Linked DNA regions of Homo sapiens: regions 1 and 2 are each linked to region 3. Evidence: read pairs that join two places in POLR2A ChIA-PET (ENCODE). Cell type or tissue: OCI-LY7. All regions are shown on one strand. Links, peaks and the distances in the headings refer to the core of each region. The heading gives the core; the rest is flanking DNA.

Region 1 (7,084 bases), core at 981-4,980, 110 kb before region 3:
AGTCTTGAGAAGTCTGCTGGGTGAGGGCAGGATGGAAGGAAGCAAGAAAAAAAGAGAAAATAAAGCTGTTCTGCATAAAAAACCAATAGCCACTTGCAGAAGAGATGACAGAATAGAGATAATAGCTAGGCAATATGAGCAAGCAGATAAAGGTTCTTCAGAAATAGGAATCTCTTTTAAAAATTAAAAATTTTAAAGATTTTTGGCAAACCTCCTCCAATTTCCTAAAATCTTTTTTTGTTTGTTTGTTTGAGACTGTGTCTTGCTCTATTGCCCAGGCTGGAGTGCACTGGCATGATCTTGGCTCACTGCAACCTCCCCTTCCAGGGCTCAAGTGATTCTCCTGCCTCAGCCTCCTGAGTAGCTGGGACCACAGGCACACGCCACCATTCCTGGCTAATATTTTTGGTATTTTTTGTAGAGACAGCGTTTCGCCACGTTACCCAGGCTGGTCTCGAAGTCCTGGGTTCAAGCCAGCAGCCCACCTCAGCCTCCCAAAGTGCTAGGATTACAGCCATGAGCCACCGTACCTGGCCCCTAAAACCTTTTGAAACATCTGCTACATACCTACAATTCTCCTGAGAGTGGGTTTTAGCAGAAATCCATGTAAAGAAACTGAAGCGTCACTTCAGAGTTGCTGTGGGACCTGATGAGATACTTGCCTAGCGAGCCCCAGAAGTGGATAGTTCAGCAGATTCGGGAGCTCAGACCAGAGGTACAAGGAAAGCAAACAATGCCCCAGGATGCCCAGAGGTCTGGTCAAGGCAGAGGTGTTTCCTGTACAGGGGAGGCCATTCAATACAATTTCATTTGAATTGCAGTAGACAGAGAATATGGCATCTAGATTATAAAGTAATTTGGTACTTTGAAGAAAGATTGGGTATAAATGGCCTTTTGACTGTTATTTGGGGAAGGTTTCCAGTTTGGAGCTTTATTGTCCAGAGATGGGGATAAGAATTGATAATTTGAACGAATAACTTCAGGCTACACTTCCAAAGAACTTTCAAAGCCCCAGAGTTTCATTGCAAGGGTAAGATTAGGCAGATGGCTCTCAGGACCAAGATAATTCTGGGCACTACTAAGTGGACAACTGCCCAGGAAATAACGAAGTGGCCAAATATGTTTTCAAATACAAACAAAAACAAAAACAAAAAAATGGAGCTGAAAGGACTAGAGCATTGGTTTTCAAGCTTCATTTTGCAATAGATTCCTTCGCTCAAAGAAAATCTTACACATTCCACACAGGGAACTGTTCTGGTTGAAGACATGATTCTGGAAATATGAAGTCCCCCTAACCAGAACCTGGGTAGCACTCTAAAACCCACATTTGGGGCCAGGGGTCAAATCAAAAAGAAAATTCATTTGTTTATGCTGTTTCGATTTTTAGTTACAACAGACGAGACAAATCCTCAAAATTACTGCCTCAATTAATCTGTGGTGGAAAAACATCGGAATGCAGAGCAGGTGGTGTTGATGGGGACTGACTAAGAAGGGGCCTGAGGAAACTTTCTAGGGTGATGGTAATATTCTATATCTTGATAGGAGTTCGGACTACATTTGCGAAAATGCAGCAAATATGTAGTTCAGACTTGTGTATTTCATAGATGTAAATGTTATATCCAATGGGGAAAAGTTATAAGCAAATATTGAACCCTCGCTGATAAGATGCACGTTGAAGTGTTTGCAGGGTTGTGTACAGAGGTCTGCAAGTTACTTTCAAATGCACCAAAAACAAAACAGGGTGGCTTGACAGAAGGAGGGATGGATAGACGGATAACGAGGTGACAACGTATAGTAAACTGTTAGCAGCAGAATCTAGGTGGTTGGGCATACAGCTTTCAACTTTGCTGTATCTTCAAATCTTTCTTAATAAAATGTTGGGGGAAAAGGATTCTTATCTTTTAGAGACACATATTGAAATACTTATGGATCAAATTACGCAGTATCTGGGATTTGCTTCAAAATAATGTGGGAGGAACAAGTGTGGGGGAGAATAGAGGAAATAAGATTGGCCAAGAATTTATAATTGAAAATGGTAATGGGGTACATGAGGACTCATTTTCCTCTCTCTACTTTCATGTATATGTTTGAAATTTCTGTAATAAAAAGTTTTTAGAAATGAAAAAATAACACTGTATTAGATATGACTTTTAAAGCTTCTTCCTAATTCTATTTTGCAAATATGAATACATAGTGTGTCAAAAAGTTTTTTAAAAAACAATAAACAGGCCAGATCCAACAGCTCACACCTAGAATGCCAGCATTTTGGGAGGTCGACGCAGGAGGATCACTTGAGCCCAGGAGTTTGAGGCTGCAGTGAGCTATGATCATGCTACTGCACTCTGCCTTGGGCAACAGAGTGAGACCCCATTCCTAAAAGAAAAGAAGCAATAAACAATACATTTTTGCCTATGATGACGGGCTCTCATTTAGAAGACCAATGTAGCAATTATGCTTTCATCAAATTTATTTGACTAAAACTATGTTTAAAATGGAGAAGGCCCAGTTTCTATTCTAAAAAGGTTTCTCACTATGAAGCATCAGTGAGGAAATTCAAGTTATTAAATTGTATCTGACTCTGGTTCCTGACATGGGCTCCCCATAATAAGAGAATAAGAAGCCTACAACTCTAGGTGTGGCTGCCCTACCCAGTTTACAGCGCACATCCTCCGCACCACCCACCTTCGTTAATGCAACCAAATGCCAAGGAGTTCAGGGCCAGTCCCTGCACAGGAGCCTAGGGTTTCTGTCTCTGGAGTCACTGCTCTTATTTGTTTCCATACTGCCTTTCTAGTAAAATGCTAGAACTCTCAAGCCAAAAAGAAAAAAAAAAAAAAACCACTTTTGAGATTCATGAAAATGGAATCTCTCCTATATGTTTCCTATGAAATAAAGCTTAATTCAAGGAAACACCCCCACATTCTGATGTTTAGCCAAACCACCTTGGGCTTTACAGTGGGGCCAGAAATATGACAAGATCTGGCAAGATCTTCTGTCCTTCCTGCTTGCCATCAAAAAGAAAAGCTCCCCCGCCCCAGCTCCTTCCTCTCTGTGCTCTCTCCCCACAACCCGGACTTTCTTATGGTGTTTCGAAACATGTCCTTAGGAACCTGGATAAAACCCAAACAATCAAGATTCTGGAAAACTGGAATGTTGTTTCTGAAAAATTTTAAACCTAGAAATAAATAAATCAGTGCCTATGTGTTTGGTTTGAGTTTTGGATGAAAGCCCAGAATGACTTTCCTTTGCACCTGAACTGGTTTGCCCATGCCTGTGCAAGAAAACCACCTGTCCCTCAGTGGAAATAGTCTTCGTTATTGTTCTGTGGGCTTTAAGCTTTTTGATATTTAATATTATTAAAGAGCACTCCTCTGAGGGCAAAAGATGTCCCTAGGCGACTTGACGGCTCAGTGGGCACTACGTGGGCATGCAGTGAGCTGGGTGTCTCTCCCTAAAGCCTCATCCTGGTAGGAGGGAGCCAGAGGGAAGCAAAAAAAGCCAGAGGGTTGTGAGAATCATCAGCATTACAAAATGGAGTCACTAATGTCCAATGCTGACAAAATGGAGCCAAGAGGCCATGAAGGAGCATCCCCATGCACATATGCCTATGACGGTAATGACACAAGGACTTCCTCTAAACCTCAATGTTCTAGGTAAGCCGCCTGCACAGCACACTTGCCTGCCACAGCTGTTGCCAATGCCTGCAGTAAGCCCCTGTAACCCATGGTTGTTGTTGCTGTTGTCTTTTCAAAACAGCTAATGTGGACTTCCCTTTGTCTTTAAGCTTCCCCTTGCCCCAACCCCTTTGGATGTGCCTATGGTTCACCATCGTGTATATCCCATATTGCAATCCCCTCCTGTTCCCAAATAGACTCTTGGCTTCAGAGAGTCCGTCTCTGTGTCACTCATTTTAGGTTGACAAGGCAGTGTGGCAGCTGTCAGTGACCATGGGGAGGTGATGAAGCTTGCAGCTGCTGGTACTGCAGATGGCTCAGGGAAAGGTTTCCAGAGCTAGGCTGCCTCGGGTTAGGAACTAAGCTTCTCCATGTTGCAGCTCAATGACCTTAAGTAAGTGACCTGGGCCTCAGTTTCTCCATTTCTAAAGTGAGGATAATCATAGCTCATATGGATCAAGCACCTTCCCCTAGCCCAGCCCTGTTCTGAGAGCCCTGTAATTCATCTTTATGACAACCATATAAGTAGATGTATGACTATCCCCACTTAAACGAGCTAAAGGAGTTCCTGAAAGTCACACAGCTGGTAAGTGTTGGAGCCAAGCAATCAGACTCCAGAGCCTGCTCGCTTAACCATCAGGCTCCCTCACCTGCCTTTCAAGACCACTGCATAATCATGATCATCCATAACACCCTCTGGGCCTAAAAAGGTATAAAGCAACCGTGGAAGGAGCAGGCCTTGTTCCCCTAAGATTGCAGCAAGGGTGAGCAACTTGCCCCTGACTAACTTAGACACTAACCAACTAAGAAAAGAGGACCAGGCACTGGAGTAGATGAAGGCATGGCCAGATCCAGGTAGGACGCCTGCAGGGAGCCCACACGAAGTGCTTTCCACAGGGAGCCCAGTGATTGTCCAGAAAAATGATGCAATCTGGGAAGACACAGTAACCAAAAAGTACTCAGAAGCTAAGAAACTTGGTTCAGTGCTGTGATATTGTGAAATACATATTTGGTCTTCATCTCCAGAGTGTCTTTTGTATGCCAACGAGACGACTGATGGGGACTGGCTGCCAGATAAACCAACAATGTGTTTAGAGAGTTGGAAATTTCAGTCCCACCCCCTAGCCCCAGCCCACCACCAGGGAGGGGAGTGGGCTGAAGGTTGAACTGATCACCAATGGTCAGTGATAATATCCACCCTGCCTGTGCAATGAAGCCTCCAAAAATCCTATTGGACTGGGTTCAGAGACCTTCCAGATAGTGGAACAAATGGAGGTTCCTGGAGGGTGGTGGGCCCTAGGAGGGCAGGGATGCTCTGCACCCCTTCTCCCATACCTCGCCCTATGCATCTCTTTATCTGGCTGTCCATCTGCATTCTTTGTAACATCCTTTATAATAAATGGGTAAATGGAAAGAAAAGTGTTTCCCTGAGTTCTGTGAGCCACTCTAGCAAATTAATTGAACCCAAGGAAGGGGTAGTGGGAGCTCCGATTTGTATAGGGGACACCTGGGGCTTTGCAATTGGTGCATCTGAAGACTGCACCCGTCTTGTGTGAACCTGTGAGATCTAACACTGCCTGCAGGTAGATAGTGTCGGAATTGAATTGAATTAGAGGACACGCAGCTGGTGTCTGCTGGAGAATTGCTGGGTGTAGGGGAAAGCCCACACATCTGTTGTCAGAAGTGTTGTATTGAATGACTGTGTAAGAGAGGAGAATAGGAAAAAAACACTTTGGTTTTTGGGGTTTTTTTTTTTCCTATATCCCTTAGAAGCATCCAACCCAGAGAAGGCTGGACAGAACAAACAACACAGGCAAAACCCAGAGGAACTGCTGCAATGCCACCTGGCTGAAAGGTTTAGAGAAAGGAGAATTAGAAGTCCAGGCCCATTTGCATCTCAGGCTAAAATTCAGGACAGTGCTCAACTGCTATTTCTTGAGTCTGTTCCTATCCAAATATTTGTAACTTGTGCAACAAGTTAACAAGTCCCTAGAGAGACTAACAGTAAAAAGCCCTTAAAAGTGAAAGATAGTGTGCATTTATTTTAGTGAAGGCAACAAAGTAGAGCCAATGGGAAAAGATGCAGCCGCTTTGAAGACAGCGCCGAGAGGGAGTATTTGGAAATCAGAGATACACAGGCCAACTCCCAAGGGCTTACAGAATGAAGGCAGAAATACATGGGAAGCCTATTGAGGCTGCTGAGAGGACCGAGGGGCATCTGGAGGGAGGGCAGTGTTCTCTGGCTCCATGTGACCCCTCAGTGACACCCACAGGCCTGGAAATGTCTGCAGAGGCCTCACATAGCAGAGCACTGTGAGCTGGCCATGTGCACACTGAGCAAGGGTCAGGGGTCGGGAGGGAGGTGGGAGGCTCTAAATAGTCTTTACTCTCCCCCCGTCCAGCATCTGTGAGTCAGCACAGTCAGCCTCTGATGAGTCTCTGTCCTTTCTCGGTCTCTGTTCCTCTGAGGGAGACATGAAGGAAAAGGGGAGGGTTTCTGTATCTCTTCAAGACTAAGAGGAGGTGGAAGTGGGGCCTGGTAGGAAGTGAGGGGAGGGGCCCAGGAGCTGGCTCTGGCAATGCTCCCTCAAAGGGCGATGAGGAAGAAATGGGAGCTGCAGGGGATGGGGTCCCCCCTGGCCACACTGCCAGGTGAGGTGAGACCCAAGACCCTCCCCCTCCAGCACCCAGAGCCTACTCCAGCAAATTCTCCTGTCAGCGCCTGGAGAGCTGGACTTGATGAGCACACACCCACCCCCCTCGGACCCTTCAACAGGAGGGACTTCAGAGACTGAGTCCTTGTTCAGGCCCATCCGCCTACTCCACATGGAAGCCAGGGTAACTAGACTGAGGAAAAGGTGGGGAGAGAAGGCGGCCCCACTGCAGCTAGTGGAACATAACGGTTGAAGACCTTTGAGGGGCTAGGTAGAGCCCCCTGGCTATGCCCGCAGCAGGCAGTAGGAGCCAGCCTCCGACTCTCATGACCTCCAGGGCACAGTGACAAGACAGGCTTGTCTTTGCTAATATTGATCACCTTGCAGGGCTGGGCTGCAGGACCAATTATTAAAAGATGCTGCTCCCACCAGATGAGGAAGATTCCAAACAAAAAGGAGGAGTGACATCAGAAAACTATCCTGCTGTACCTAAGCCACTGCTGGGGCTCAGAAAGCAATACATGGAGCACGGTGCTTTGAATACAGAGTACTCTGAACTAAAGAAGCAACCTTAGAACCAAGATCTTCCCAATCTTCTCTGGCCCTCATCTCCCGGCCCTCTGCCTCTCCCGAAGCACAGGGAGAACCTCTATCTGAGGTTCCCTTATCTGCGTAAGGGGTGCTCCTCCCAGATGAATGCAATTCCCTTAAGCCCTCTCCCTATGATCTCGTCACACAGGGAATATTAACTGTCAG
Region 2 (7,084 bases), core at 1,836-5,835, 82 kb before region 3:
TCTGGTTCTCAGCCAAATTGTAGATAGTTGAGAAATATTGGGAAGTCGGATGTCACCATGAACAGATACATACACATATAAACAGAAATCATTATCAAGAAAATTACAGGTTTCTAGTCACAATTTCCAGTTACAAGGTATTTTTTAATATTTACAAATGAAACCATTATCCAAAAGCTGCCTTTTCCTCTCTAGTACAAGATTGCTTCCCAAGGGACTGCATTTCTTTTCCTAGAGGACACCAGTTTTCATTAAAACCTTGAAGGAAGCAATGGATGTCATCGCCCCAAGTCTTCGTTTACTAGGTCCCGATCTCCATTCTATTTATTCAAGACTACCACAGCTCCTTCAAAAAATCAGAAACATCAACCCAAATATCCTCATTATTTCTGTTTCTACACAAGAGCAACATATTGACTTTGCCAAAACAATTAAATTTAAGCCATGAGTCACCAGCCAAACAGTCCCCTTGGTGACTTCATCCAAGCCTTCCTCCTGCCAGCTGTCCCTCCTGCATCTGTCGAGTCCTGGGCAGGGGAAGGGCTGCAAACAAGACAGATTAAATTCTGTGATATGTCTTCATTTTTGTTGCCTTAGAATTTGTGGAAACCTTCTAAACACAAATTGATTCCAAATCAAGTTTTGAATATCGGAGTCAGGGAAATGAACTATTGATTTGCCCTTGGCTCTGCAGAACTCAATCAGAATTTTCTCATTTTCTGCTGTTTTTTTCCTTTTACCTGTGGAAGGAACACTTCGGGCAAGAACCAATTCCAAGGCTGGTAGATGATGTTTGAGAAATAGTGGCTCTCCTCACCCCTGTCATTCTCAGGTGTCGATGCACATGTGTTGGCATTTTAACTTTTACAAATTTTTTTCTATTTATTTTCTTTTACCCACTCACCAGGCCCTAACTCCCTCCTACAGAAAAATCCTAAAGATATTAAAACCATAGGAGATTTTCTTTTTAATATACCCCATCAAGAACTATGATTTACACTATGCTGAGTGAAATCCATTTCAGATGTCCTGCTTCAAGTTTCTAGAATTTAATACAAACTTAAATATCTTATTGGATTAATGCATCCATTCAGTGTTCTGCTGTTACTTTGATCATGTACTCAGACAAAAAAATTTTCTTCAAAGGAATTACTACTATAAATAGGCTGCTTTGTGAGAGAGCCAGTTCTGCTACATACTAGAAAACATTTCAACAAAAACATTTGTATCAAACTGGTTGGTTTTTAAAGAACTTTTCCAGATTAAAGTCAGCCTGGCAGACTGGACTGCTTAGCAGTTGGACAAATTTAGCCAGGCTGCTAGACACATTTCTCAAACTTTTTCTAATTTCCTGTTACGTAAGTAATATACAGTGAACGTCAAAGTAGGAGAGAGGAAAAATAATACAGCATCCTTATAAATATCTACCTCACATACACAATGCAATCTACATTCTGGGATACAGAAGGCACATTTGCTCAACTTGTTTAGTTAACAAAGCAAAACAAAATCTTCGTATGTTAAAACTTGATCAATGGTTAGCTGCAAAGCTTCAAAACCCAAACCAGCAAAAAAGAAAAAACAAAAATTACTGGCTGATACCTGGTTACAGGAAGAGGAGAGCCTCATGCATAACTGCAACCAGGGCCTCTAACCCTGTCAAGGAGCTCTCTCCCTTTCTCTCATCCTTTGTCCTCTCTGCTTCTCTCTGCGGGCTGGCTTCATTCTTGCAGATCACCTTTATCTACCCAAGGCTACAATCAGAGCTACTTCTAAGTCATATTTTCTCAGCATCAAGACAAGAAAGTAAAGAAACTCTTCTCCTCTGCTACCAACTTCTGTTTTTTAAAAATGGCAAGGAACGACTCTGCTGGGTCTAGTTTAGGATACATGCCCCTTCTCAGAGCAATCATTGTTGCCTAAGAATATGGTGGTATAATTGGCTTGCCCATGCCAACCTCACACCCAGCAACAATCACAACACCAGGGAGTCAAGGTCAAATTTTAAAGTGCAACTCCCTTTTGCATCCTGTATTAGACCAGCAGTTTCCCAAAACAGTCTCAGAAGGAAGGGAGAGAGCTTAGCAAACAAAACAATAAATGCTCACCCTAGGTATGTGGCAATCATAACTCTACAGTTTCTACCAGGTAAGATTTTGCCCTGGTTTGACATTTAAGATACCAGAGAGCAACTTAAATTACTTTATATCAAAGATGTTGTTTCTCTAATATAAAATTATAATTGTGTGAATTGTTAGCAATGATTCAACATGAAAAGAAATAATTTTATAGTGACATTAAGTAAATATATTTTCTCCATTTCTAGTATTCTCTGATATTCAAGTACTAGGTCTTTCTGGACATAAAACATTGAAGTGTCTTTTCTTCTCTCTCTCTCTTCACTTACAATAGGCTACACTAATAATTTTAGAGAGCCATGAATGATCTTTCCACATAATAATAAATGTTCTAGAATTGTTCTAATTCAGCAATATCAGCAGTGTCCAAAAGCTAAGTGAAAATACCATAAACGTTGAGTGGAGATGGCCATTTCCTTCATCACATATGCATAACTGTGCAATCCTAGGAGCCAATAGAAAGGCAGCTTTTCCACTCAGTGTTGGGTACCACAGGCAGTTGACCAGAGGAGCTGGAGGCTAGCCCAGCGCCACCACTAACAGTGTTGCTGTCACTACTCAGGACCATCGTTTCCTTGCCTGTAAAAATGATGGGACTGGCCAGGCACGGTGGCTCATGCCTGTAATCCCAACACTTGGGAGGCCGAGGTGGGTGGATCACTTGAGGCCAGAAGTTTGAGACCAGCCTGGTCATCATGGTGAAACCCTGTCTGTACTAAAGATACAAAAATTAGCCGGGTGTGGTGGCGGGCGCCTGTAATCCCAGCTGCTCGGGAGGCTGAGGCACAAGAATCACTTGAATCTGGGAGGCGGAGGTTGCAGTGAGCCAAGATTGTGCCACTGCATTCCAGCCTCAGTGACAGAGTCAGCTCTGTCTCAAAAAAAAAAACAAAAACAAAAACAACAACAAGAAAGACTAGAGTAGATGAACTTTAAAGTTCTAAGCTATTAAAATTCCAGTAAAGATTATTGCTAATTTTCACTTTAAAAAATTAGAATTCTAGGCCAGGCGCGGTGGCTCACGCCTGTAATCCCAGCACTTTGGGAGGCCGAGGTGGGCAGATCACAAGGTCAGGAGATCGAGACCATCCTGGCTAACATGGTGAAACTCTGTCTCTACTAAAAATACAAAAACAAAATTAGCCGGGTGTGGTGGTGGGCACCTGTAGTCCCAGCTACTCAGGAGGTTGAGGTGGGAGAATGGCATGAACCCAGGAGGCGGAGCTTGCAGTGAGCCAAGATCATGCCACTGTGCTCCAGCCTGAGCGACAGAGCGAGACTCTATCTAAAAAATAAAAAAATTTAAAAAATAAAAATAAAAAATTAGAATTCTAACAGAAAAGAATGACATAGTTGTGACATAAAAGAGCATTTGCCAGGTGCCAGTGGCTCATGTGTGTAATCCCAACACTTTGGGAGGCCGAGGCGGGTGGATCACATAAGGCCAGGAGTTAGAGACCAGCCTGGGCAAGATCTCTTCCCAATTTTTAAAAAATAAATAAAAGAAAAAAAATAAAAGGGCCGTTTTATTTTAATCTCTTAACATACAGCTAGTTGTCAGTCTCTTGCTCATTAAATGCTTACATGGCCCCTTGCCACCTTCGGGGCTGGGTGTCAGGGATACAGATGAGCAAGCACGTTGCAGTCCAAGAGCTGTGGAGGGGAGACAGCGTGTAAACAGATCATGAAAGTGCAATGTCAAAAGCATTCTAAGAAGGTAGTAGGCAAAGAACCCAGCGGGGAGGTGGCGAACCCTCCCCCACGATGACCTAACCGAGGAGGGTACATTCAAGATGAGCCTAGAGAATCTGTATAGTTAGCCAAGTGTGAAGGAAGAAAATCTGGGCAAGGGAGGAAGCATGTGCCAAAGGAGCTCAGCAGGTTCTGAGAAAGGAAGTCTGGTCAGAGTGGGACAGGTGTGGGGCAGAGATGAACGGTGAGGCCAAGGGACTTTCTCCTGTTGACAGAGAGAGCCGCTGAAGGGCCTCCCACAGGAGCTCGGCACACACAGACCTGCCTCCTAGAAAGTGCCCTGGCAGCAGTGCAGAATGTGGATCAAGGGAAGAGTGGCCAAAGGCAGAGACAGTCAGCCATCACAAAGCTCCTATATTCATTGAATGAGCTGATGAGGATCTGGGTTAAGGCAGTGGCAGGAGCAAGGGAAGAGAGGGCAGGGGCTGCTGAAGGAGGAGAAGGTTTTCTGCGGCCCATTAACTGAATTACATTTATCATTGCGCGGAGAAAAACTTTTCCTCTACCCTCTTAGGTTCAGTACCTGGAGCCTGTGAATTAAACTTTAAAAAAAAAAAAGAGAGAGCGAGATTAATGGGAGAAAAGGCACAGAAATTTTGTTAATCTTTATGTGCATGAGGGTTCACAGAAGTGAAACTTGAGCAATTATACTTGGGCTTATATACCATTTTAACAAAAAAAGGGGATTTGGGGGCTTCAAGGGATGATAAATCATAGGGAAGTAACTAGGAAATATATGGGAAAACTAATGGAAGATAAAAACGAGCCAGGCGTGGTGGCTCACGCCTGTAATCCCAGTACTTTGGGAGGCCGAGCCAGGTGGATCACTTGAGGCCAGGAGTTCGAGACCAGCCTGGCTAACACAGTGAAACCTTGTCTCTACTAAAAATACAAAAATTAGCCGGGCATGGTGGCACACACCTGTGATCCCAGCTATTCAAGAGGTTGAGCTGGGAGAATCACTTGAACCTGGGAAGTGGAGGTTGCAGTGAGCCAAGATCCTGCCACTACACTCCCGCCTGGGGGACACGGTGAGACCCTGTCTCTCTCTATAGATAGATAGATAGATAGATAGATAGATAGATAGATAGATAGATAGATTACAATAAGGTCTTTTTAAACAAATTCATCTCAGGGTGGACTCCTCATCTCCAGTGATACGAGTGGCCATTCCTTTCCTATACGGGGGTGGGAAACAGAGGGCACCTTCACAAAGGGAAATTCATGCTTTTAGGCAGATAAGGGAGGGCAGAGACTACTTCCTGCCTCTGTTGATTCTCAATTGCCTTCCCTTCAAAATAATCCTCATGCCAGTGTCAGATGTTGCAGAGGTATATTCTGATCCGCTTCAACCACACGTGTGGTTTTTAGTTTAATCTTCCTGAGCCTTACTTTCCTCACTTCCAAAATGGGATAAAACTTTGCAGATGTACAGTTAAAATAAAATGCAACAATCCATTTAAACTACTCAAGACAACAGTAAGTGCTCAACAAACATAAATCATCATCATTTTAAAAATCATGCACCACTGTCCAATCACCCCTAGGGGATAGGGGCAAGCCAAGCTGGCCAGTCCACCCCACATGCGCATGAGGTCCTGCAGGCGAGGGCACCCAGATGACCAGGAGTAAAGAGAGCCAGAAAATGAGGGGGGAAGTGTCCTTTGGGTGCCAAGGTCAAAGCTAGAAAAGCCAAAATCTGTCTTCAAGGTTAGGGGACTAACACAGAGACAGAAATAAGAAACAAGGAAGCTCAGGCAGATTCAGGAACTGAGTAGGACCTAGCCAAGAGCAACGTGCTGAGAGGGAAGGTCTGGAACATGCTCCTGTAGGCGGGGCTGAAGAACCCAGCCTGGGGTGGCCCCAGTGGGTCTGCTTGATTCCAAAGACAGGAAGGAACTGAGCAGACACTACTGACCATCACCCACCAGTGAGCTTGGAGACACCTGCCAACAAAAGACTGGAGAACCTTGTTATAAAGACTCTTTCTACTTTCTGGAAAAAGAGAACATTAAACCTTCCCCCAAACCCCCAAGGTAATAGGGGGAATATTCGGTACTTCTCATTGTTTCCCCCATCTGAAACTGAAGATATGAAGGAAGAGATCATTGAACAAAACAAGAGCCTTTAACAGACGGACTGTGTGCCAAGCCTTTTTCTAAATGTTTTTCCTACATTAATCCTCAAATCCCCACAACCCTATGAAGTAGACACTGTCATCATCCCCACTTTGCAGATCAGTAACGTGAGGCTTAGTGATGGTGAGTAACCTGCCCTAAGGCATCCCGCCCTCAGACCCCAGGCTGCCTGACATCAAACCACCCCAACCACTCTGCTTGACTGCCTGTGCTGAGGCGGAGCCTTGGAGGGATAAAAACCTGGACAGAAGGAAGGACCTCTTCCTCTGAGGGCGGAGGGAAAGTGGGCAAGGTCAAGTCTGGCATTGGAAAAGGAAGTCAGCTGAGGTCTGGCTTCTATGAAAGAGTTGAAAGAGGAGTGATCGTGGTGAACACTAAGGCTGAGGATTTCCTGGAAGGGGCTGGGGCCCTGAGAGGCTGGGAGAAGGAGCAGGGAGGGGTGCTGCCGTAATCAAGAAAGGGCTGCCCAGGATGGGTGCTGCTTATGAAGTCAGGGGGCCCCGGAGGAGGGGCGGGGGGGCATTGACAAGGTCCAGTCCCAGAGCTCTGGCCTTTTTTAAAAGTTTTATCTTTAATTGACAAATAATAATTAAATACATTTACAGGGTACAAGGTGATTTTTGTTTTTTGTTTTGTTTTGTTTTTTGGTTTGTTTTGAGACAGAGTCTCACTCTGTCTCCCAGGCTGGAGTGCAGTGGTGCAATCGCGGCTCACTGCAAGCTCCGCCTCCCGGATTCACGTCATTCTCCTGCCTCAGCCTCCCCAGTAGCTGGGACTACAGGCGCCCGCCACCACACCTGACTAATTTTTTGTATTTTTAGTAGAGACGGGGTTTCGCCGTGTTAGCCAGGATGGTCTCGATCTCCTGACCTCGTGATCTGCCTGTCTCGGCCTCCCAAAGTGCTGGGATTACAAGCGCGAGCCACTGCAACGGGTCAAAGTGATGTTTCTATAGATGTATACATTGTGGAATGATCAAATCAGGCTAGTTAGCATATCCAGCACCTCAAATACTTATCATTTATTTGTGTTGAGAACATTTAAAATCCTCTTTTA
Region 3 (7,084 bases), core at 1,375-5,374:
TCTTACCTTTTTTTTTTTTAAACCTTGTTAGTAAACATCTTCCTCTCATCTCTCTACCTATACAAATCTAGATTCCCCATTAAACTTCTCTCTTCTCTATTAGGTCTCCTGGAGCCTTTTTTGATTTTCTGTTCCTCTGAACTTCTACACAGTTATCTGTATCATGCAATTTAGTGACTTACTATATTGATTTATATTGCAGATCACACACTGATTTATATTGTTGATTACTACTCCATGTATCTATCTTAAATACTCCAATAAATCTGTAAGCTTCTTGAGAAAATGAACACATACATACTTCTACAGACAATACAAAAAAAGCACACAGTTGACTATTTACATTTTCACAGTAAGAAACTTGTTCACCCGCTCTCTCAAGTTCTTGAGCCTTTATTAACCCTGTGCCCAAACAAGGCTGCCAAATGAAAGCAGCAAAGACATTTATTAAAAATTTATCTGACTTTCCCCTTCATATGCAAGAAAAACCAAGAACACTTCCACTGCAGTTTAGTGTGACTGGTTATCCCCTGAAATTTATCAACTACCTTCTTCATTAACACAAGAGATAATGCAGGGAAATAGCCTAAACAGTCAAAACTTCATCTTCAAGGCTTTCACAACAGAACCATAAAATCCTCTTCCACTTGTGAATCAAGTAAGTATACAAACCCTGCCCAAGCTGTTACTATGAACAAAGCTTACTAACTCAAACATCACAGGAGATGTTGGAACCAAAATTAAAGTCCAATCTTACTTTATGTTAAATTTCTTGAAAAAAAATTTTTAAATAATTCTGATGCTCACTAAAGTCCGAGAAAAAAATGTTTAAAAAGAAGTTTTAAAATATTTTTTAATCCAAATTTTCTACTCATTAAAAACATGAGGCTAAAACTCACATTCTCAAAACCTTTTTACTCTAGAAAATCTCCAATATATACCAAAGTAGGAAAGCATAACAAACTCCCATGTACCCAACACCCAAATTCCACAAACTCTGGGACAATTCTATTTCATGTATAACCCAAACTACCTCATTTTGAAACAAATCCGAGATATAACATTTCATCTGCAAATATTTCATTATGTACTGCTCAAAGATAAAGAACTTACAAAAAATCTCTCATCATGTTATTCTTAGAATAAAAATACACTAAATCTACAGTGTTAAAAAATGACTTTAGGGCAAGTCATTTAATTCTCCTAAATTCTCTCATATGCACGTAAGACTAAACCTAACGTTCCTCTTGCTTCTCTTAGTTTCTTCCCCCACAGGTTTATATGTTGGCTTCTGAAACATAATTCTTAATGTCAAGAGTTTTTAAAAAGCTACAAATTTAACACAATTACAGAATTGGTAGAGGTATGAAACACAGAATGCAACTATCACATCTGAACAAAGTTATAATCCCAGCACTTTGGGAGGCCAAGGAGGGTGGATCACCTGAGGTCAGAAGTTCAAGACCAGCCTAGTCAACATGGTGAAACCCTGTCTCTGCTAAATATACAAAAATTAGCCGGGCGTGGTGGTGGGCGCCTGTAATCCCAGCTACTCGGGAGAGGCTGAGGCAGGAGAATCACTTGAACCTAAGAGGCAGAGGTTGCAGTGAGCCGAGATAGTGCCATTGTGCTCCCGTCTGGGCAACAAGAGCGAAACTTTGCCTCAAAAAAAAAAAAAAAAAAAAAAAGCAACCAAACAGGTAAAATTTACATTACACATTTCCACACAAATCTACGTTTATTCTGTATCTATTATTGGCATCTCTTCATTTTATCCATCAAAAAAAAGAATGCAGAAAAAAAAAAGATGAGTAAGCAATGACTGCCCAATCCCAAAACAAGAAATACATGTTAGCTATAATACAAGACAAAGGACAAGTGCTATTAAACAAGCGGTAATTCAAAGGTGGCAAGAAGAAGGGAAGGCTGCGGGATAAGGCAGTATCTGGGCTAAGTCTTGAAAGATGTCAACCTGAAGGTTACTCCACTATTCCTGTTTCTAAAGTGCTGTGGGGTTCAATGTTAATATACCATTTATCACATTATACTAGAATCATGTGCATGTCTGTCTAACCCAATGATTCTTAAGGGGGAGATGAAGAACTGTCCTCCAGGGGACATCTGGCAATGTGTGAAGCCATTTTTTTTATTATCACAACTGCCTGGGGTACAGAGTGCTACCAGCATCTAGTGGGTAAGTCAGGAATGCTCCTCAACATCCTACAATGCAGAGGACAGCCCCAAAACAAAGAATCATCAGGCCCAAAATATCAACAGTGCAGAGGTTGAGAAATCATAGTCTAACTTGTTAGATTATGAGCACCTTTAGTGCAAGAATTATCATATTCATCTTTGTAATTCCAGTATCTGGCATGCACAGCAAGAGCGCTGTAAGTTATCTGTAGACTCAACAGACCTCAATTTAAAGGTAATGGAAGAGCCAGTAAAGACTTTACAGAAAGCAACATGATCTGTGTTTAGGGAAAATGACTGATACCAAAATGATGTATTGGAACAGTTTCTAGTATCTTACAAAATTTAAAATGCACATATTCTCCAACCTTGGGATTGTGCTTTCAGATGTATATGCTTCAGATATGCATACTTTAACAAAAGAAATGACACATCTGTATAAGGATATCTACTGCAGCATTTTTGAAATAAGATTAAAAATTTTTGTGACATCTGGCCAGGCACGGTGGCTCATGCCTGTAATCCCAGCACTTTGGGAGGCCGAGGCAGGTAGATCACCTGAGGTCAGGAGTTTGATAACAGCCTGGCCAACATGGTGAAACACTGTCTCTACTAAAAATACAAAAAATTAGCCAGGTGTGGTGGCATGGGCCTGTAGTCCCAGCTACTCAGGAGGCTGAGGCAGGAAGATCACTTGAGCCAGAGAGGCGGAAGTTGTAGTGAGCCAAGATTGCGCCACTGCACTCCAGCCTGAGCAACAGAGCAAGACTCCAACTCAAAAAAAAAAAAAAAAAAGTTACACTGATTTTGGGGGAGGAATTAAAAAGATTAAAAATGTAAAAATTTTTTTTAAAAATAAATTTTTGTTAATGCACCAGAAAGGAGGGGGCATGGAAAATGGAAGTTGTTTTTTAAGAGAGAGTCACCCAGGCTGGAGTGCAATGACTCAATCATAACTCACTGTAGGCTTGACCTCCTGGGTTCAATCAATCCTCCCATCTCCGCCTCTCTGAGCAGACAGGACTATGGGCACACATTACTGTGACCAGCTAATTTTTTTTTGTTTTTTGGTAGAGGCAAGGTCTTGCTTGGTTGCCCAGACTGGTTTCAACTTCCTGGCTTCAAGCAATTCTCCCAGCCTCAGCCTCCCAAAGTGCTGGGATTATGCCACCACACTCAGCCTAGATTAGATGTCTTAATAGTAGTCTAGGACAGCGGTCCCCAACCTTTTTGGCACCAGGGACCAGTTTCATGGAAGACAATTTTACTGCTGACAAGGGAGATGGTTTCAGGGTGAAACTGTTCCACTCACTCAGATCATTAGGTATTAGATTTTTCATAAGGAGCTTGCAACCTAGATCCCTCGCATGTGCAATTCACAATAGGGTTCGGGCTCCTATGAGAATCTAATGCTGCTGTTGATGTGACAGGAGGCGGAGCTCAGCCAGTCATGCTTATCGCCCACTGCTTACTTTTTGCACTGTGGCCTTGGCACCCGGGGGTGCAAGACCCCTGGTCTAGGAGACCAGTAAGAGCCAAACTAACAAACTGAGAATGGAGAGGATGAACAGATAACAAAAATATGGCAGAAACAGAACAAAAAGGACTTGGAACTTTCCACCAGGAAACAGAAGATTGAAGTTTGCATGTGTGCCCAGCAGCTAAAGGTAGCTGGAGAAAAAACACAACTGTGCTAATTATTCAAGCAGGCACCCAGTACTGCTGCAATTCTACATCTCACATTTCACTTTCCAATTCTCAGATGACCACTTCATACCTTCTTCCTTCTCAAACTTCCTAACACCTGGCCCTCTCACCCATCTTAGCTTGTTTCTTATCACAAAAGGAAATAAGGAATAATCTGACAAGAATTATCTTATCTTCCAATCAACATATCTGTATCTCTGAATGTCTATCCAATGCCCTTTCCCTGTTATAATGACCCCTACTCCTGTGTCCAACCCTTAAACCTGTGTCCTGTGTTTCACCTTGCTTGTTTTCTTAAAACATCCCTCTCTCATCCTCTTTCATACTTTCTCTCCTCTATCATTAATTTGTGGCGAGATTCTTAGAAAACCAACCTCCTCAACCAGGTCCACCTCCAGCTACCACCTATTTCAATGTTGCTCACAACACGAGTAAAAAAAAAAAAAAAAAAAAAGTCTGTAATTACTCTCACTAAATCCTCTTCACCTTTTAAATCATTCTACTCATGCTTTCCTCCCCAGCACTCTTAATGAAACCACTTGTTAAAAGTCACCAACAATCATTATCTTACTAAATCCAATATCCCGTTCTCTCTCATCTTATGTACCCTCCACAATATATGAATAGATAATGCTAGGCATGGTGGCTCATGCCTGTAATCCCAGCACTTTGGGAGGCTAAGGCAGGTGGATAACGTGAGACCAGGAGTTCGAGACCAGCCTGGTCAACGTGGCAAAACCCCATCTCTTCTAAAAATTACAAAAAATTAGCCAGACATGGCAGCACACATGTGCAGTCCCAGCTACTTGGGAAGCTGTGGTGGTAAGGTCACCTGAGCCCGGAAGGTCCAGGCCAGTGATCATGCCACTGCACTCCAGCCTGGGTGATAGTTGAGACCCTGCCTAAAAAAAAGAAAAGAAAGGGATAAGCATTCCCTCCTCCTTTCTTAAGTAATTTACACACTTGGCTTCCAGAATATACTTGGCTTTCATGGAAGCTCCTTCTGTTTCCTTTGCTAGCTCTTCCTCTACTTCTCACCCTCTATATGTTGGGAATGCCCTAGGACTCATTCCTAAGGCTTTCCCTCAATTTTGGATACTTAAGTTTCAGTTCCTGAATTTCTATTTGGTTATTTTACAAATCTGCAGTGTCATTTCTGTTACAGTCTCCAACTCTGTTAAAATTTTTTCAAGCTTGGCTTGTATTCCCTAGACCACAGTAAGTAGTTTTTAGTCTATTTCCATTGTTTCTGCTGGTTCTCATTCACGGTATCTTACCTTCTCATATGCCTGGTGGGTTACATTTGATTCTGTGCCAGACCCTGCATTTAAAAAGTCTAGAATAGTAACTTGAGGCTCAGAATATGATTTCCCAAGTTCTTCTCTATGTATATTCTTTCTCTACTAAGTTAGAAATTCTTAAACCAGCTGCACTTCAAAATCACTTTGGGATTTTTACAACACAACTTTCCTGGTTTCATGCAGAGCAATTAAACTAGAATTGGGAGGAGGATGAACACAAGTTGTTGGCACTTCTAGAAAGTTCTCTGTGAGATCCTACAATGCAGTCAAAAGTTGGGGCCGGGAGCAGTGGCTCACAAGGCCTGTAAGCCTGTAATCCCAGCACTTTGGGAGGCCGAGGCAGGTGGATCACTTGAGGTCAGAAGTTCAAGACCAGCCTGGCCAGCATGGTGAAACCCCATCTCTATGAAAAATACAAAAATTAGCCGAGCGTGGTGGCGCATGCCTGTAATCCCAGCTACTTGGGAGGCTGAGGCAGGAGAAACGCTTGAACCCAGGAGGTGGAAGTTACAGTCAGCCAAGATCATGCCACTGCACTCCAGTCTGGGTGACTGGAAAAGAAACTATGACCTGAATATTTCATCGAGTCATATCTGTATACACTAATGACACCCTAAATTCTACCTCCAGCCCAACCTGACCACTAGATTCTGATATTCCACTGTTTACTGGAACCATCCACTTGTAGATCTAATAGTCATTTCAGATTTAACAAAGCCATAACAGACTTAATTCCCACTTTACTCCACCCTTCCCTAGATTTTCTTCATTACTAGCCTAGCCAAACTATCATCTTTTGCTTGTACAGTCAGCCCTCCACAGGTTCTATATCTGTGGATCCAATTAACTGTAAATCAAAAATGTTTTTTTAAAAACACAAAAATAAAAATATAAAATTTAAAATACAGTACAACTATATATATAGCATTTACATTATATTAGGTATTATAAGTAACTAAGAGATGATTTAAAGCTTGTGGGAGGATGTGTGTAGGTTATATGCAAATACTACAAGAGACTAGAGCATCTGGGGATTTTGATATTCTAGGGGGTGTAGGGAGTATCCTAGAACCAATGCCCAATGGATACTGAGGAATGACTCTATTGCTCCATCAGCCTTATGCTTACTCTGAGGCAGGGACCTGCTGGCGTGATCTTTTAAATACATAAATTATATCAGTTCCCTATTTAAAACCTGCCAATGTTTTCCTATGAGACATGAAATAAATCCAATTTCCCTACCATGGCGTATATTATCTGGCCCCTGACTGATTCCAATCTTATTTTCTAACACTCCTCATTCATGAAATTCCAGCCACCTTGCTCATTCCCTCTTCCTGGAATACTCTTTCCTCCAAATGTCAATGTGACAGGCTCCTTTATCAATGTTCAGATCTGTAGTTCAATTTCATTTTCTCATAAGGCGGGATTTCCTAACCATCATATTTAAAATAACCACCATACTCCATGGTTATTCCATAACTCTGCTTTACTTTCCTTTTTAATTTTCTTTTTTATGAGATGGGGGTCTCACTATGTTGCCCAGGCTGGTCTCGAACTCCTGGGCTTAAGTGAACCTCCCACTTCGGTATTCCAATGTGCTGGAATTAAAGGCATGAACCACTGCTCCCTGCGCTGCTTTATTTTCTTCATAACACTAATTATTTAAAAGTATTGTATTTGCTTATTTGTCTTCATCCACTAGAATACAAGATTCATGAGAAGAGGGACTTAGTCTTTTTCACTGCTGCAAAGAACATTACCTAGAATAGTGTAATATACAACCATTTGTCACTTAATGACTGGGATACATTCTGAGAAATACATCATTAGGCGATTTCATCACTGTACAAACATCACAGTCTTTCTTACACAAACCTAGT

What was found. ChIA-PET counts read pairs that join two places held together with the same protein. Peaks named below come from ENCODE experiments on the same cell type or tissue, not always from the same donor. Only the 100,000 strongest peaks of a DNase experiment are listed, where the experiment ranks them.
Region 1: POLR2A ChIA-PET joins it to region 3 with 5 read pairs; 2 of 35 experiments call an interaction of 5 or more read pairs at or near these places.
Region 2: POLR2A ChIA-PET joins it to region 3 with 9 read pairs; 1 of 35 experiments calls an interaction of 5 or more read pairs at or near these places.

What each region holds. Positions count from the first base shown.
Region 1 is chr2:173,825,725-173,832,808 of GRCh38, forward strand. No RefSeq gene overlaps it. Among named protein-coding and RNA genes, the nearest start is that of SP3, 140 kb to the right of the region's middle. In OCI-LY7, for the core only: no CTCF peak of the experiment used is centred there; no DNase peak of the experiment used is centred there.
Region 2 is chr2:173,854,566-173,861,649 of GRCh38, forward strand. No RefSeq gene overlaps it. Among named protein-coding and RNA genes, the nearest start is that of SP3, 110 kb to the right of the region's middle. In OCI-LY7, for the core only: no CTCF peak of the experiment used is centred there; a DNase peak (open chromatin) is centred at 3,976; H3K4me3 peaks cover 475 bases; H3K27ac peaks cover 750 bases.
Region 3 is chr2:173,936,795-173,943,878 of GRCh38, forward strand. The region is part of intron 4 of SP3 (Sp3 transcription factor); the gene reads right to left. Among named protein-coding and RNA genes, the nearest start is that of SP3, 25 kb to the right of the region's middle. RefSeq lists an enhancer at 3,279-3,418. In OCI-LY7, for the core only: no CTCF peak of the experiment used is centred there; a DNase peak (open chromatin) is centred at 3,257; H3K4me3 peaks cover 1,155 bases; H3K27ac peaks cover 2,232 bases.